2 separate regions of the Mus musculus genome follow, and region 2 is linked to region 1. The links are chromatin loops, found by intact Hi-C in ENCODE. Cell type or tissue: left cerebral cortex. All regions are shown on one strand. Region 1 holds the start of Gnaz (guanine nucleotide binding protein, alpha z subunit). Region 2 holds the start of Gm40692 (a long non-coding RNA gene).

What was found. Hi-C counts contacts between places; a loop is a spot of excess contacts. Peaks named below come from ENCODE experiments on the same cell type or tissue, not always from the same donor. Only the 100,000 strongest peaks of a DNase experiment are listed, where the experiment ranks them.
Region 2: a loop joins it to region 1, with 2.9 times the contacts of the local background. A loop is called at or near these places in 2 of 42 quality-filtered maps.

What each region holds. Positions count from the first base shown.
Region 1 is chr10:74,964,144-74,972,143 of GRCm38, forward strand. All of the region lies in intron 4 of Rsph14 (radial spoke head homolog 14 (Chlamydomonas)), which reads right to left. It overlaps Gnaz (guanine nucleotide binding protein, alpha z subunit), which reads left to right and starts at 3,034. Exons shown (of 4, transcript NM_010311.4): 1 at 3,034-3,239. In left cerebral cortex, CTCF peaks have their summits at 2,093 and 3,024 (motif pointing left); DNase peaks (open chromatin) are centred at 2,885, 3,925 and 5,206; H3K4me3 peaks cover 2,894 bases; H3K27ac peaks cover 2,302 bases.
Region 2 is chr10:75,016,682-75,024,681 of GRCm38, forward strand. All of the region lies in intron 4 of Rsph14 (radial spoke head homolog 14 (Chlamydomonas)), which reads right to left. Gnaz (guanine nucleotide binding protein, alpha z subunit) reads left to right here. Exons shown (of 4, transcript NM_010311.4): 4 at 1-226. It overlaps Gm40692 (a long non-coding RNA gene), which reads left to right and starts at 6,520. Exons shown (of 4, transcript XR_003948909.1): 1 at 6,520-6,625. In left cerebral cortex, a CTCF peak has its summit at 4,655 (motif pointing left); DNase peaks (open chromatin) are centred at 1,289 and 4,650.

The DNA of each region.
Region 1 (8,000 bases):
CTTTGAACCTATTACTGAATCTCTGAGCCTGCTTTCCTCAGTACCGAAATGGCCTCAGTGTTAAACGCCAGTAGAAGCTATGCATCCCCTTGACTGGCACTTGATTCTGCCCTAACTCTGCCCCTGGGGCTAAGCTTCCCAGGAAACCCCAGGGGCTGATGTCCCTGCTCCCTGAGACTACTGTCTTGAGATGAGACATACTCGGGCTAAGGGAAGGACAAAGTGAAGTGAGGCCGGAAAAGTTATAATTTTAGAGGTGATCTCCTTGCTTCTATCTAGCCCCCTTCCTTGGTAAGAGACTGAGGCCCAGAGAGCAAGGCCCAACACCAAAGGATTGCCAGCAAAGCATCTGTCTCTAAGCAGCAAAACCAAGACTCATTCTGAGACAGAGGGGGAAATTTAAAACTAAAGTTTGTGCCTGGCAGTGTCTTTTCTGCTCATTTACATTGTTGCTTTTCAGCTAAGAAGACAAGAGGCAGGCCTGGATATTTATAACTAACCCAGGTGCAGTCTGACATGTTGGGGGGGAAATACACGGACCCCAAGGAAAACAAAATGCAGAAACCCACCCTGTTGCCACAGCCTGAGAATCAGTGAGTGTTGGGAGATAGGGATAGGCAGAGCACAGAAAGGAGCCAGCCAGGACAGATGCCATCCCTAAAGGACAGGTCCTGGATAGCTGAAGCTCCAGAGAGGAGCAGGATGCCCCCTGCCCACAGTGGAGAAGCAGGAAGGCTAGCAGAGGACCAGCTAGGTTCAAGTCAATAGGGAGTAAATGTCCCTGAGATTTTATTTACTTTATTTATTTATTTTTGTTGTTGTTGTTGTTGCAGCAGGCTCTAGCCAGCACTAGACCTTGTAGACTGACTTTGGAGCTTGTTCCTCTTTTCTCTATTCGAGGTTTTCATTATCTGACTATTCTCAACAACATAGCTCACACAGTCTGTGAGCCCATGCCTCTCTCAACTGCCTTCTCGGATGTAGAAAACTAATCTTAAACTTCTCTGCTGGCTCTTAAGCCAACCTCCTCAATCTTACTAAAAGGCCATTAGCTAGTAGTCTTGCAGGTTTGATAGGCGCCAGTGTGCACAAGTTAGCCTTTCTAAAGGTTCTCGCTGAACCTCACGTCCCTTCATGCCCACCCTGGAACTCACCTCTCTCTGATATCCTTGCTCAGCCCAAGCATTTTTCTTCAAAAAGCTAGCCCACTGTTCATTGTTCTCCTTTCTATATGCTCCTGAAGCCCCACTGGATTGCCATAACGACATAGCTACAAGAACGAATGATCATGCTTTCTACATGCTCTCCCTCCACTTTACAGCTTCCAGTGTCTTCTTTTTTTATAATTATTATTATTATTAGTAGTAGTAGTAGTACTAGTACTAGTATTTTATTTATTTACATTTCAATTGTTGTCCCCTGGTAGGGGTCCCCCCTCCAAGAACACTCCCACCCCCTCCCCCACCCCCACTCACCCACTCCCACCTCACCCTTCTAAAAAGGTGAGAGCTATATGCTATAAGTATGCAAAGTGTGGAGGCCACCAGTAAAAGACCACATGAGACAAAAGCCTCTCACTTTGTGGTAGTTGCCAGTGTCAGGTCCAGCAGACCCCAACCAGCCCAGGTAGACTGTCTAGGGACTAGCCTCTGCTCCCTCGCCAGGAATATTGTAAGTTCCATTGCAAATTCAACTGTCAAATGTAATTCCTACATTGGTTTTACCCTCAGCAGAAGGATGAACTCTGCCCCCTGAACCTGCTGCAGAAACTGCCTCTGCCCAGCCTAAATCACTTGCTAAGGTGTATTTCCTACATACATTAACCCTCTGAAGAGTCGATAGTACAGTTTTTGACAGATTAGGAGACTGACTCTCAGCCAGGTTCCAGTGACAGACTGGCTGCACAGCCGGATGAGTTGGTAGAAATGCTCTTTAGCCATTAGCAAAAGTCCTTCGGTCCTTATTGGTCACTGTAGCAAGACAGGTGTCTTGACTGGCTTCAGTAGTACCCATAACCAGTACCTGGTCCCATCCCTAAAAGTTTAGGCAGCCCTTTCACAGGTGGGCTGTCTACCTGGGGTATGCAGTACAACAGTCAGCCACTGCACAATTGAGACAATCCCACGGAAAGTGGTGTGATGTTGTCCTGCCTCTGGAGCGTCTAGCTGGCAAGCACCAACATTATCGTCATGGCTCCCCATCTCATCCTGGGCTCTAAGGCACATATGCTTAAAGTTACAAGGATGGAGAAGGCAGAGAGGCACTATTGTGGTGGCACCTGGCCTGAGTCTTTCTTGTACAGGAGTAAGGTACTACCAGCCAAGACCCACAGACGGACTCCTCCTGATGAGAGTAGAATCTCACAGCTAGGTTCGTTTGTCAAAGATCTGATGTCTCCTGGGGAGTTTCCAAAGAGGTCAGGGGCTTCATTGATCTGGGACCCTTCGGCTTCTCTCTGTTGCGGGGGTCGACTCCCAGAAGTGCCCCTACATGCTAAAAAAGGAGAGCAGAAGAGAGGGCGAACCATATGCTGCGAAATCTCTCCAGCTTAACCCATCAGGGTTTTCTCGCGCCCTAAAGGATTATTGACATTATCCAAGGAAGCCTGGACGACAGCACCTTGCAAAAAGACATTGTGGGAGAATAGGTTGCCAGGGCTGAGTTCGAACCCCATTTGAGGTAGGGCAGGAAAGCCAGCGTGCAAGGAACCGGGGCTACACTGCTCTGAAGGTGGGTTTCCCAAGATGCTAGAAGTAGCTTCGGGAAGGCTCGGCGCAGTGCAGTGCCACAGTAGCTGGAGCCAGCAGCGCGTGCGGTAAGGCGGCGCGCGCACAGCCGCGCCCCTCCCCTGTCTGTCGTTATTGGACTACTCGCACGTCCGTCGGCAGTTATCGCCCAATGGAAAACGAGCCGGAGCTAGTGGTCGGGCGGCAGCGCGTGGTGCGGGGCAGACAAGCGGCAGACCCCGCCCGCGGTTGGCCTGGCAACGGACTGCGCTCGCGACTCCGCCCCCTGCCGGCGGCGGCGCGGTGCGGGGCGGGTGGACCCGCTTGCAGGCGGCGCGGGAGGGCGGAGGAGGGAGCCAGGGCGGCGGAGCGTGTGTGCCACCCGCGGACCGGTCACGTCCTCGCGCGGCCGCCGGCACCCGCTTCGTGCAGAACCAGGGCGCCACAGCCCTACGCTCGCGGCCCCGCCCCGCCGGGTGCAGCTCGACCGACGCACGAAGCCGCGCCCGGGAGGTGAGTGAGTGAGCGCACCAGCGGCCCCGGCGCGCACAGCTGAACCCGGGGCTGGGGGCGCGGCTGGGGCGCACCCCACCCCCACCCGGGTCGGGGCCTGGGGCCTTTGTGCTGGGGACCCGAGATCTATAGGGCTAGGGGTGCAGAGGCAGGGATGCCCCTCCGGGTGGGAGAGCCCGCTAGGGGTGGGGTTGTCTGCTAGGTGGGCAGGGGGTGGCTATGGCCCAGACAGGTGCCTTGGGAGGGAGGAGCGGCGGCCCAGTAACCCTTGGAAGGGGTGGCTGCCACCTGACGAAATTGGGCAGGGGGTGCAGAGGATGATGTGGGACCACTGCACGCCCTGAGCGGGTGCGGAGTGCAGGCGGGCGATCTGCAGGAGCGACGCCAGGCGGGGGGTCTCTCTCCGGGGGTCCAGGGGTACAGGCAGCCGCAGGTGTCAGGAGCTTGGCCTTGGGTAAAAAAATAAAAAAATAAAAACGGGAAGAGAGGGCCCTGAGGCCCGGTACAACAGCTCGCTGTTCTCGGTCATCGCTCTTGCAACGGAGCAGGTTCCTTGGAGGCATTTGGAGCCAGAGATGAGTATCGACCTGCTGCGATTGTAATGTGTTCCTGGCTCAATATTTTTTCCCTTAAAAGGCGGTGGGGTGTTTGGGGAGGGGTGTGAGGGCCTCTGCTCCGGATCCTGCGGTGAATCTATGGGGGCTCTGCCTTTAGGGAGGTGCTGAGCCTATCTGGATGGAGGATGGCAGGAATCTGCCTAGGCCGAGAATTGGGGATCCTGTTACAGAGAGGAGGATGGGAAAGCAATGCCAAGTGAGACCAGGGTTCCCTGGAGTGTGAGTCTCAGGGTGGAGGGACCAGCCTGGTAACGATGTCGCCTTGTCTGTGGAGGAGATTGGGGCAGGACCCTGAGCCTTGACACTCTTTTCTGCCCAAGTGGTTTCTTAGCGCTGAGAATCATCATCTAGGTCTGCTAACCTGGCCCCTGTCTAGAGGAAGCTGCTTGGCCAGATTCAATTAAGCAAACATTTACTGAGTACTGGCTCCCCTAGGGCTTGTGCTAAGGTGGAAGGGTGGGAGTGGACTGGGCCAGCCCTCCCAGGACTGATTCACCTTCCTCAGGGGGAAATAGGGCTGTGCTCTGATAACCAGGCCTTCCTTCGGTGCAGTGCAGGGGGGCTTGGGAGGGGCCTGGGAGAGAGATACCCCGGGCTCAGGTCAGACCTGCCTATGGGCAATGTAACGTTTGAACTGGAGCTTGAAGGACACGGGCAGGGTCAGAATGGGCAATGTGGGCAGAGGGAAGAGAATGAATGGAGAGGCCCAGGAACTTGGGCAGCTGGCTGGGTTGGGAAGGAGCAGGGGAGGGATATTGAGGGAGGGAGGAGTCAGGACATGGATGAGGGAGGGGTGGGTGAAAGGCCAGAAAAAGCACAGGAAGGGAAATGGACAGAGGCACACCATGGCTGTCTGACCATGTTTGTGGGGCTGTCTCGGTGGAGACCACAGCCTCCGTGTCTATAAAAGGGAAGGTTCTGTGACCCCTGGAGCGTAGTTGTGTTAGAGAAAGAACTTCAGAGACCAGAGAGGGCTCCTGGCCACCTGGGACTGCCCTTGCAAGGCACCTTGTTCCTGGCAGAGCCAAGGGCCCTGGGTAACCAACCCACCCAGCCCCCTGCCCAGCCGAGATGAAGTCACCTGCTTTGAAGGAGACAGTTTTTTTAGCTGGTGAGTCTGGAGTTGGGAAGTTTTGGAAAAAAAAATGACTCTGGTAGGAAAGGCCATTGAGGGGACCCAGGAGGCTACAGAGGGTTGTCCCGTGCTTGGATAAAACAGCGCCTCTTCCATTTGCCTTCTCTAGACATGAAGAGATGCTTGCATTTGCTGTAAAACTCTTCCTGTGTGTTCCTCTAACAGATGCTTTCCTTTTTATGAGACAGGCTGTGAATAGACATAGTTCTTCCCCCATAGAAGGCCGATGTCACCTTCTGCCCTAGCTCTAGCTACTCCCTTCTTCCCAGAGATGGTTTTGGTTTCTCTCAGAAGGCCTGGTTCTTACTCATCCTGGTAGTGTGCCCACCATCAAAGATAGACATGTGCACACACACATGCACGCACACACACACACACACACACACACACACCCCTCCTCCACACACATACACACAGGATATTGGCTGAGGCTCAGGGTGCCCCAGCAAGAACACAGCCCACCTGCCCTTATAAAATACATGGTCTGTGCTTCTTGCCTGGCCCAGTCCAGGGACCTGCCATGGAACTCAGGGTTTGAAGCCTAGAGAATAGATTCTTAATTCTCTTGTCCCCAACCTCCTAGACCTTTTGGTACCTTTGGATTAAAAAAAAAAAAGTATCTCATCTATACCTCAAGAGATCCTGCGGATCCTATGGGGGGATCCAGCAGTATCTGGATGACTAAATACAGACACCGCTACCAAGATGCCCCTGCAGAGAAACTGCTGAGAAGGAGTCTTCTTGGGGGAGTGTATCCTCAGTCTAGCTAGTCTGAGTGCTCATGCGTGTGCACGAGTGTGTGTGTGTGTGTATGTGTGTGCACGCGCGCGTCCATGTGTGTGTGCACTCACACGCTTCCTCTCCTGGAGGCAAGGACTGAGTATGCTTTTGCCATCCCACAAAAAAACCTCACAAGACTAAAAAACACTGGATGGCTGCAGAAGTGGGCTAGCTGCTGACTACGCCTTACTCATGGAAACCCTGCAGGAAGCAGATAGCCCATTGCTCTCCCAAAGCCCCCAGGAAGGAAACCTGAGGCCATGCAAGCCTGGGGCAGCCCGTGAGTCCCGGTCTTGACTTAAAGGAACATGAAATAAAAGTGTCCAGGGCAGACACTCAAAGTTAGCTCCAGGCAGGCCGAGGCTACACTGCACTCTATGTAACCTGATGAGGGCCAAGGAGTACGCAGGCTCTTGTGCCCTAGAGCCATTAAGCAAGAACTATAGGCATCAGAAGCCATGGGGATAGGCCCTGGTCCTGTTGCCTATGGTCCAGACCCCTCTTCACTGAGTCTTCTTGTCCTCATCTGTAAAGAACTGAGGATGTTGTCCCTGGTCCCCACATCAGCCGTCCACTTTAATGTGTCTACACTGGAGGGAGAGCTCAAGAGAAGAGGCAGCGTGGTGGCAAGTTTGATGCCTGCCTGAGCAAGACCTTGTCTCAAAAATCAGAAGTGGAGGTGGGGAGCGAGAGGCTGGGGAAAAGAGTTTAAGTCAGAAAAGTGCTTGCCAGTCAAGCGTGAGGCTCTGAATTCCATCCCTGGGACACACGTAAATAAGCCGGGTGGTGTGGTGCATACGTGTAACCCCAGTGTTGGGGCTGGGGGGTAGAACTGGGCAGGTCCCTGGGACTTACTGACCCTCCAGCATAGTCTAACCAGGCCAAGCGAGAGAAACTAAGGCAGGCAGCAGACAAGGCTGTTCTCTGGCCTACACACACACACACACACACACACACACACCACATATACATATACATAAACACATATACATGAGGAGGAAGGGCGAGAGCCCAATGTAGGCATATGGGTAGGGTCTTAAGACTGCGTCAGGTAAGACTCAGAGTCTGGTGAGTGAGCCGACCTGGGCACAGAACAGAGGAGAAAGCAGAACCCATTGGCACTTTTAGAAGTGTTCTGCTGTCCTGGGTCTTTAGCCCACAGTGGGAGAGAACCATCAAACATGGGTGAGCCCTTGGCTTCATCCCCATTACCAAGAACTCAATGATCCTGTAAGTAAAATAAAAGCAGGCTGGGCGAGGAGGATACCCTGAAGCGCTTGGGCTCTGGGCAGTATTTCAATCGAGGGGCTGCTAACCCTGTAAGGGGAGGGGGGCCGTAGAAGTGGTGATGAGGGGCTGTGACTCAGATGGCAGCTTTGGGGTTTTAGCTGAGCCACTAGAAGGATACAGCTGGCCCTGTAAGGGAGGTGGCTTGTGAAGATCCCTTCTAGAGGAAGGGACTCAGGGGGGAACTGGATCTGAGAGTCTGACCCTATTGTGGTCAGAGCAAAGTCAGGGGTGACAGCCTAGAGTCCTGGGCACCTGAGTGTTCAGGAAGCTGTGGAGCCAGTGAGGTCACTGAGGTTCCAAGGAAGACAGGTCCCCAGAGGATGAAGCTCAAGTTGGAGAGCTGGCAGATGCACGAGGTGAGAAGACCATTGTGACTGGCCTTTTAGGAAGCTGGAGAAGGCATTCTGGACGGGGAGGGGTCTCTGTAGTAAGCACTGGGGTTGGAGCATCGCAGGATGCTCTGGCTACACAGTTCATTGTGGCCTTGGTAAGAAATTAAGCATTTCAAAATGGCCACAGTGTGGCTTTAGGCCTGACAGAGGGCCTGCCCTGTGTAACCACCTGTTCTTATGCCCGTAAAGCCAGCCTACTTATGGGGACATATGGGGACAGTGCTAAGACCGTAGCGGGTGGAGAGAGAGAGGCCTAACAGGTAAGACTGTGATATGCTTACCTCCCTCCCTCTCTTCTCCATTCTCCTAGGTGGCCAGATAAGCCGAGTGGGGTCAGTCAGAGTCAGAGTTACCCTGTGAGCCTGTCTTTGATCTCCTGGCTAGGGATCCCAAAGCCACACGTTGAGAATTGTTCCCGTGAGCTACCATTTCTCCTCCCTGTCTCTCTTGGTCCCCAGTGGCCAGTAGCCACTCGGACAACAGGTAGCAGGAAATATGTCTTGGAGCCCAGCCTCAGTCAAGACACTGGGCAAGTGTGACTGGAGGC
Region 2 (8,000 bases), 53 kb after region 1:
TTGGCTGTGTATCAATTACAAAGCCCTGCCAGCAAGGGGATGGCACCACTGGAGCTCTTGCCAAATCACTCTCAGCCCTGTATTTGGTACCGGTGTGTCCCAGGTCAATGTACAGAACTGCAGCCAAGGAGCTAAGATGTAACAGAGAGAGAGAAGAGCTGGTGAACCATATAAAACTCAAAAGATTGTCTACTTTAAGAAATAAAATACCCTGAATGGAGCCAAACTCTGTCCCTGTGTGCTGTGTGTGGCTCGTGTGTGGCTGAGCTCGGTGACATCTAGAGAGCAGCTAGAGACACCTTCCACTGTGAGGCCCCTCCCCATCCCTCCATGTGTACATACGTGCACAGGTAAAGTCATTTTGGGTTGAACGCCAAGCAAGGATAAACTTAAGGCTACAAGAGAGAAGAGAGATCTGCCAGGCCCACTGTGGCCTCCGGTAATAGAAGGTTGCAGGTGATGATGTCACTGCCCCCCTTCTGCTGCACCCAAGGCCCCACCCAGCACGGGTCCAGCTTGTAACCTTATTGGGACTCCTTTATCCTACAGATAACTCTGCAGGGGTGTGAGTCGGTAGATCCTATACTGCCCACTCACTGGCTTTGGTGTTCAGAGGTACTCAGGGTGATTAGATCAGTGTGCTGATAGAAGCCAAGGAGATCGATATGCCCGGGAAGGGCCTCCTTCAGGTGAAGTCAGACAGATGCCTTACAATTTAACGAAAATAAAAACATCTCTGCAGATGGCCTGTGGTGACACCCCCCCCCCCCTACAGTCCAGGAAATCAAGGAAGGGGGTCTAAGGTCAAGATCAGGAATCAAGCAGTGAGGGATTCCCTCAAGTCAGGGAAAAGCACTGTCTGTCCTCGTGAGGAACCCAGGAGTAGGGTGCCTGGAACCACAACCTTGCACTGCCCCAGAATGGGGCGGGCAACCAGAAAGAGCACAGAGGGGCCACTGTCTCTCCATGGAGAACTCCACACAGCCCTGTGGGGCAGAAGACAGCCACACAAAGGTGATCAAATACAGACACATAAGACCTGGGTCTCTGATCCACGTTCTACGCTTCCACCCATGTGGGCATCTCTCTCACGTGTTCCCATGTCGCCAATGGCAAGAACCCAAGAGAGGGGGAGGGGCTTTTGTTTAAGGAGATAAAATGTTCAGCTGTAAGTCATTGAGACTTACTCTGTGCTTTTAATACCAACTGTGAGGCAGAAAAGTAACTTCACTGTGCACATCTTTAACCTAAAAATACACCGCTGACGGGGGAAAATAGATTCTGCCTCCCCTTGGTGTGTGCAGGGATCCGAGGAGGCCTGTCCCCGGAGCCTCCTCTTATGATCCCTCCCAGCATTAGTTCCTTGTCCTGTCGCTGAGATGAAGATACCCGACAGAGGCAGTTTAAGGAAGGAAGGGTTTTGTTTTGGCTCACAGTCTGATGTCGCAGGCCGTCATGCCAAGGAAGCCACAGAGGCAAGAGCGGCTGGTCGCATCACATTTGTGGTCAGGGATGTCAGTGCTCGCTTGCTCCTGTTCAGGAACCAGCATGGTGACAGGGTGCTGCCCAGAGTCAAGATGGGTCGTCCCTCTCCAATTTACCCAATCTTTCACAGGCTTGTCCAGTGGCTAGGCTAACCCATACACCCAGGGAGCATGCTCAGACTATACCGACCCTCAATGAGCATGCCCAAACCATACAGACCCTTAGTGAGCATGCTCAGATTCTCATCTCCTAAGAGCCTGGATTCTGTCAAGTTCACAGTCGAGATCAACCGTCATATCCTCCTCAGACTCCCGTTCTGAGTTTGGTGCTGAGCTCGCTGCCTATCCACTGTAGCTCACCTGCGGCAGTCTGTCCTTCCTTCCCTCCTGCTCTCCATCCTCACAGTCCTCAGTATGTCCATCCCCCAGGATCAAGCTTAAACCCATCTCAGCCTGTGTAGATGCTTTATTCCCTCCCTAGCTCACCTCCCTACACTCGCCCATTCACAGGGCAGCATAAGCAGATTCCATTAATTCGAGTTCATATAATATAGCAGTTTCCACTGATTCATCGGTGAGGAACCGTCTGACCCATCTCCTTCCTCCTAAGGGCACAGGCTGACCTAAGAGGCCCAGGGGAGGCCTACAGGGTAAATACCGATGTCCAGCTTTAGCAGGGAAATTGGCAACCTGTCTTCCAAAGGAAATTAAGTGAGAAGCTGGTGACAGGAACCACCGAAGGGGCTCGCCGATGCTCTGCTGGCACTGTCTAGCCTCCCTCCCAAGACACATCGCCATCGGGGATCACCACCTTCCTCAGTGGCTTGTACGGTCACTGATGCAGGGCATCCTCGATGGTGGCGGCCCTCGACAGCAGTGCTCCGCAACGCACTCCTAAGATGCTATGACCGTTGATTTTGCTTTACAAAAGGGGAAACAAAAGGGCGTGGGACGTTGGCTCAGTAGGCAGAGTGCTTGCTGCTCAAGCGTGAAGATCAGGGTTCGGTTCCCAGCACTGGCGTGAGAAGCTGGGCATCATGGTGTGGGTTCGAAATCCCAGTGCTGGAGAGGTGGAAACTGACAAGGGTTCAAATCCATGGTGCTTACTGGCCAGTCAGCCTTGCCTATATTCCAGTAAAATCCCCTGCCCCGACCCCCCACACACACCAAAAAAACAAAAACAAAACAAAACCAAGTGGACAACGCCCAAGGACTAACATTTAAGGTTATCTGTTGCCTACACCACACATGCACGCTCGCGCGCACACACACATTGCCTATGTGCACACACTCCCAAAATATCAGAGACCCCAACGGGGACAAGCAGCATGGCAAATGACTTGGCTAGTCTACAGCAAGGAAGGATTGTGTGTAGTCTGTCTAGGCCCTAGAGAAAATACTAGACATCCAGGACAAATGGGCAGAGTGTGTGCCCAGCTGGCACAGGGACGAATGTCATGGGGAGGCAGGGGTAGCAACACTACACTATGACGATAAGAGGATAAGCAGCCTCCAACGGCTGGGTGGCACCCTGAGGGACTCATCTCACCAGTAGAGGCCTAACAAGGAGCCTCAGGACGGGGATAGTTCCCACTCCAGCTGCCAGCCAAGCATAGCTTTGAGTATGCTCCCAGAGGCCCCCATCCCTGTGGTAATTCCATTGGTAATAGGCTATTTTGAACCCCGGAGATACCATACAAACCTAATGAAAAAGAGCTGATTAAGCCAGCTTCTCCTAAGAGAAACAGTGAGGGTAAGTTCTGGGACCCTGGTCAGTCCTGATAGGGATGGACAGGAAAAGGCTCTATCCCACTGGAGGTGCCGGGGGAAGGGGGTAAGAGTGGAGAGAAAGGGGGTACCCAGAAACTCTGATAACAGGGAAATAAATAGATCCTTGTTGTCAGGCATTATCTTAAAGGTCAGGGATAGGAGCAACTTGGGCTGTCGGGCTAAGGACACATGCCATTTTCAAAACAAGAATTCCTGCCATTCAATTTTGCCAGTGAAGACTCGGGAGCCAGATGCTGGGATGAAAGCCTGCTAGCTCAGAGAGGCAGAGAAAGCACCCAGCTGACCTTCCTACTCCACTGGCATCCCAGAAAAAGAAAAGCTCCTCTTCTCCTCCTCCTCCTCCTCCCCCTCCTCCTCCTCCTCCTCCTCCTCCCCCCCCTCCTCCTCCTTCTCCTCCTCCCCCTCCTCCTCCCTGTCTTAAATATCCTTCAACTCCTAAGACCCTCCTTTCTCTTCTCTGGGTTTACTTATTCCACTCCCTGTTAACCGGTTGGCCGGTTGTCAACTTGCTCAGCCTCTTGACCTGTTGTTAACTTTATTTAGCTCTTGCTTACAGAAAGCTCTTGGATGAAAGGTTTGTGCTAGGGCTGAGCCACACCACTACCTATTTACAGTCAACAGAAAGCTCTTGGGTTGAAGGTGTGTGCTCTGGGTTGAACCACACCATGAGGATTTTCCAGTTCACAATCTTGGGGTCCACAGTGTGATTAAATATCCAGCAACAGACATAGGTATAGCGTCAGATGCAGGAGTATGTCGCCTGCCTGGGGCTAAGCTGTCCATTGAAGGGAAAGTTTCTCCATCAGTCCATCACTTCAGGGAACGACCAGTCCCAGCAGGTTCATCCCCCTGTGACAACAGCTGCCCAGACCCCAGTCAAGCCCAGACAGTATGACTCCAGGGCAGCTCTCTGCAGCATCTCAAGCTGGCCAGGTTCAAAACCACATTCAAGACATCTTCTTGTGGTACCCAGGCCCCGCACTGGGATAGAAAGATGCTGCAAAGCTGGGGAATGGTTTGTGATTACGTCTGATCAGTCAGGGCCTTGACCCAAGTCCGGGCATCCCACATTGGAGCCAGATCACTGCGGTAAGTTATACTACCACCACTACATCTAGGCCAGGGTCTGAGAGCCTGGCACAACCGGAGGGAGTTACATGAAAATGGACCAGGCCCAAACTCACCCAAATACCCAGCCAGTGCCTGACACAGAAGAGGATCCTGGGTGGGCAATCAAGGCCACTAGTTTCTAGGGAACGTGGCCCAGCAGCCCCTCTGTGGCATTTACCTATTCTGTTTTGGTTTCTCCTCGCTTAATAGGGCAACAACCCCTTAGGGCATGAGACGGGCCCAGGCCCTAGTCCTGCTGCACCCCCTGCTGGTTATTCTGGGAACAACTCAGACCTTGGTAGCGGCAAGGATTCAGAAGGAAAGACCTTTGCCGAGTACATCCACCAGTTAAACAATATTAACTACACTCAAGGTAGTCCGGAGGCAATGCCATGGGAGATGCAATTAACAAAACAAAGAACTTCTAAATGCTGCCATTGACAAGGAAGCCCCATAATATATGCTGCAAGCTAGCAAGTCAGGTTCCCACCAACTAGCAACTGCCCAACGTCACATACTGATAAGAGGGACGTTTGAAGAAGAAATCCACGCCCCATCCAAAGCCCAGCTAGGACACTGTGAGGTACAGCCACACCACTGAACCCAAAAGCCACAGACAGCACCCGAGTGGTCCCAAGGTGCATGCACCTCCCCAGGCACGGACCACACTGCCTCCCTTCCTCTGACAACTTACCCATCATTACCCAAGCCCCTGATGCCAATCTCTCCACCAGGCTTCCCTGGCCTGCCTTCTGGGGACCTCACCCGCAGTGATCAGCACCCATCAAGGCAAATGGCTCACACTGAGGTCTTCAGAAAGGCTTGTGTCGGTTGGGCTTGTCAGCCCAGCAGACTCCCTGTGTCGTTTGAGTTCTACAGGAAGATGGGGAGCATCCGGGAGAACCCAGGACACTTTTCAGAACCCTGGTAGTATTGATTGGCAGCAAGGTCTAGAAGGAAGATGGGCAAAGCTCTATTGTGGGTACAACCTTCGCCAGCTGCTCAGGAAAAGTAAGGCTGTTTCCTAGGAGACACGGCAGAACGTCTTCAGGAGCTCAGGATAAGTGGGACTGTCTTCTCTAGCGATCCCTACCTCAGGGGGGAAACACAAAGGCAAAGCTGGTGAGACCAACTTCCAAGTGAAGAACTTTAGGGCCAACTGAATAAATAAGGAGACGCTTACCTATCTCATTAAAAACAAAACAAAACAAAAAACAAAACAAAACAAAAAGCTGTCTCGGGACGGAAGGGTTTATTTGGTCACGGACCCCAGAGTCGTTCGTTATAGGGAAGGCTCGGCAGAAGGGGCTTGAGGCATTTGCCGCGTTCATGCTCACAGAGAGCAGGGAGTAAACAATACGTATAATCCAAGCACACTTTCTCTTTCTCGTCTGGATCCCAGCTCAGCAGCCTAGGGCTTGATACCACACACAGTGAGTGGGTCTTCCGGCCCCAAAGAACGTACCCAAGATAGTCCCTCACACGCATGCCCAGAGCCCATCTTCTAGATCCTAGAATCCAGGTGATTCTAGAGCTCATCAAGTTGGCAGTTGAGTAGAAAAGGAATGTACTGGCAAAGTGGGTCCCAGCTCCCCCAGAGGCACTGGACAGAGAGGAGCCAGGGGTAATGCTGATTCGTTCTCACTGGTCGTGCCCGTGGACAACACCATACAACAGTGAGCTTCCAGAGCATACCATTGGGTTAGCTGACAGGATGGCGCTAGCTGGGGAAGGGCAGGCTAGGAAGCAGTTCTGATAGCCTGCAACAGTGAAGCAGGTGTGCATCTGAGGTGTGGTGGCTTGAATATGCTTGGCCCGTGCAAAGTGGCACCATTAGGAGGTGTGGCTTGGTTTGAGTGGGTGTGGCCTTGTTGGAGGAAGTGAGTCAGTGTGGGGGTGGGGTTTGAGGTCCTAGGCTCAAGCTCAGTCCAGGGCGGAACAGAGCCCCCCCCCCCCCCACACACACACCTATAGAAAACAGTCTCCTGCTGTCTTAGGATCAAGATACAGAACGTTCACCTCCTTCTCCAGCTCCATGCCTGCCTGGACGCTGCCATGTTCCTACCATGATGAAAATGGACTAAACCTGTGAACCTGTAAGCCAGCCCTAATTAAATGTTGTCCTTTACAAGAGTTGCTTTGGTCATGGTATCTCTTCACAGCAGTAAAGCCCTAACCAAGACGTGAGGCCAACATCACCTTCACCGGCAGACTCTAGGGGAATCCCTCTTGTGTACCAGGTAAGTCTGTGCAGAAATGTCCACTACTCTTTCCCTGTGCAGCCTGGAAGTGGAAAGAGCTAGCATGGAAACATGTGAATGGCATTTGATTCAACGTGTATACGTCTCTCAAAGTTGTAATATTAGGGCCAGTGAGGTGGCTCTACAAGGTAAAAGCACTTGCCACACAATCCTCGTCACCTAAATTTTATCTCTGGAATCATGTTTTTTCAAAAAGCGAATGCAGTAGCAAGAATCTGTAATCTAAGTATTCCTAAGGCAAAAATGGGGGAACCAGAATTACTCAGAAGCCCATGGGCCAGCAAGCCTGGAGTATGCAGGACAGCAAGCAGCAGGAGCAAACCAGATCTTACCTCAGCAAGGTGGAAGGCAAGAAGCAACTCCTCAAAGTTCAAAAGTTGCCTTCTGCCTGCCAGCCACACATAAGTCATAACACACACACACACACACACACACACACACACACACACCAGCAGCAGCATCTTCATCATCATCATCATTATCATCACCATCATCAGCTGTGGTGCTTTGTGAAGATTTACATCAGAAATATAATAATAATTTTTAAACATATAATATTACTTCTTGGGGTACTTTTAAGCTGCCAAGGATACATCCAGCAAGACCCACTTAACACAGATTTAAAATGCAAAACAACATTATACATTTTTATATACTGTGTATATGGTAAAAATCTTTGTACATGTTGTAAGGTTATAGTAACCAAATTGTTAATATATCAGGGTAGACCATGAGGAAGGGTGAGGTGTGGGAAGAGATCCAGGGGGTACTTGGACTTTATCTATCCCTTAAGTGGGTTCGTACAATCAGATGTCCCTCGGCAGCAGAATAGGTGAGCTCTAATGCTCACTTCATGCAAGTCGGAACCTCCAAAATTCACTTTTGATTCAGAAATGAAACACTAACTGAAAGCGTGTAAAATCTTTGGAATAGTATAGACTAGATATTCCCGTTTTCAGGAAGCTTTAAGAATCATAGACTATGCTGGGAATGTATGCTCTGTGGTGGAGTTATCAGTCAGCACATGGGAATGCCTGGGTTTAATACCAGTATCCCCCAAACGAAAAAGTACCGAACAACCCAGCACATAACCTCAGAAGGGGGTCATCCTGAGGAAGAGAATCCGGTCTAGAGCCACTGGAAAGCCTTGGAGTCGTGGGAACAGGCTGCAGGGTTCTTCTTTGTGTTTATTTATTAGAAGTTAACCAAAAACATTGACTTATTTGCATTATTGGAGATGGATGATAGGATAGAATTCAGGGTCTTTATCCTACTTCTGAGCTACACTCCCAACTTTGTAAAAACACATCAGTACTTGGGAGGCAGAGGCAGGAGGATCTCCGAGCTTGAAGCT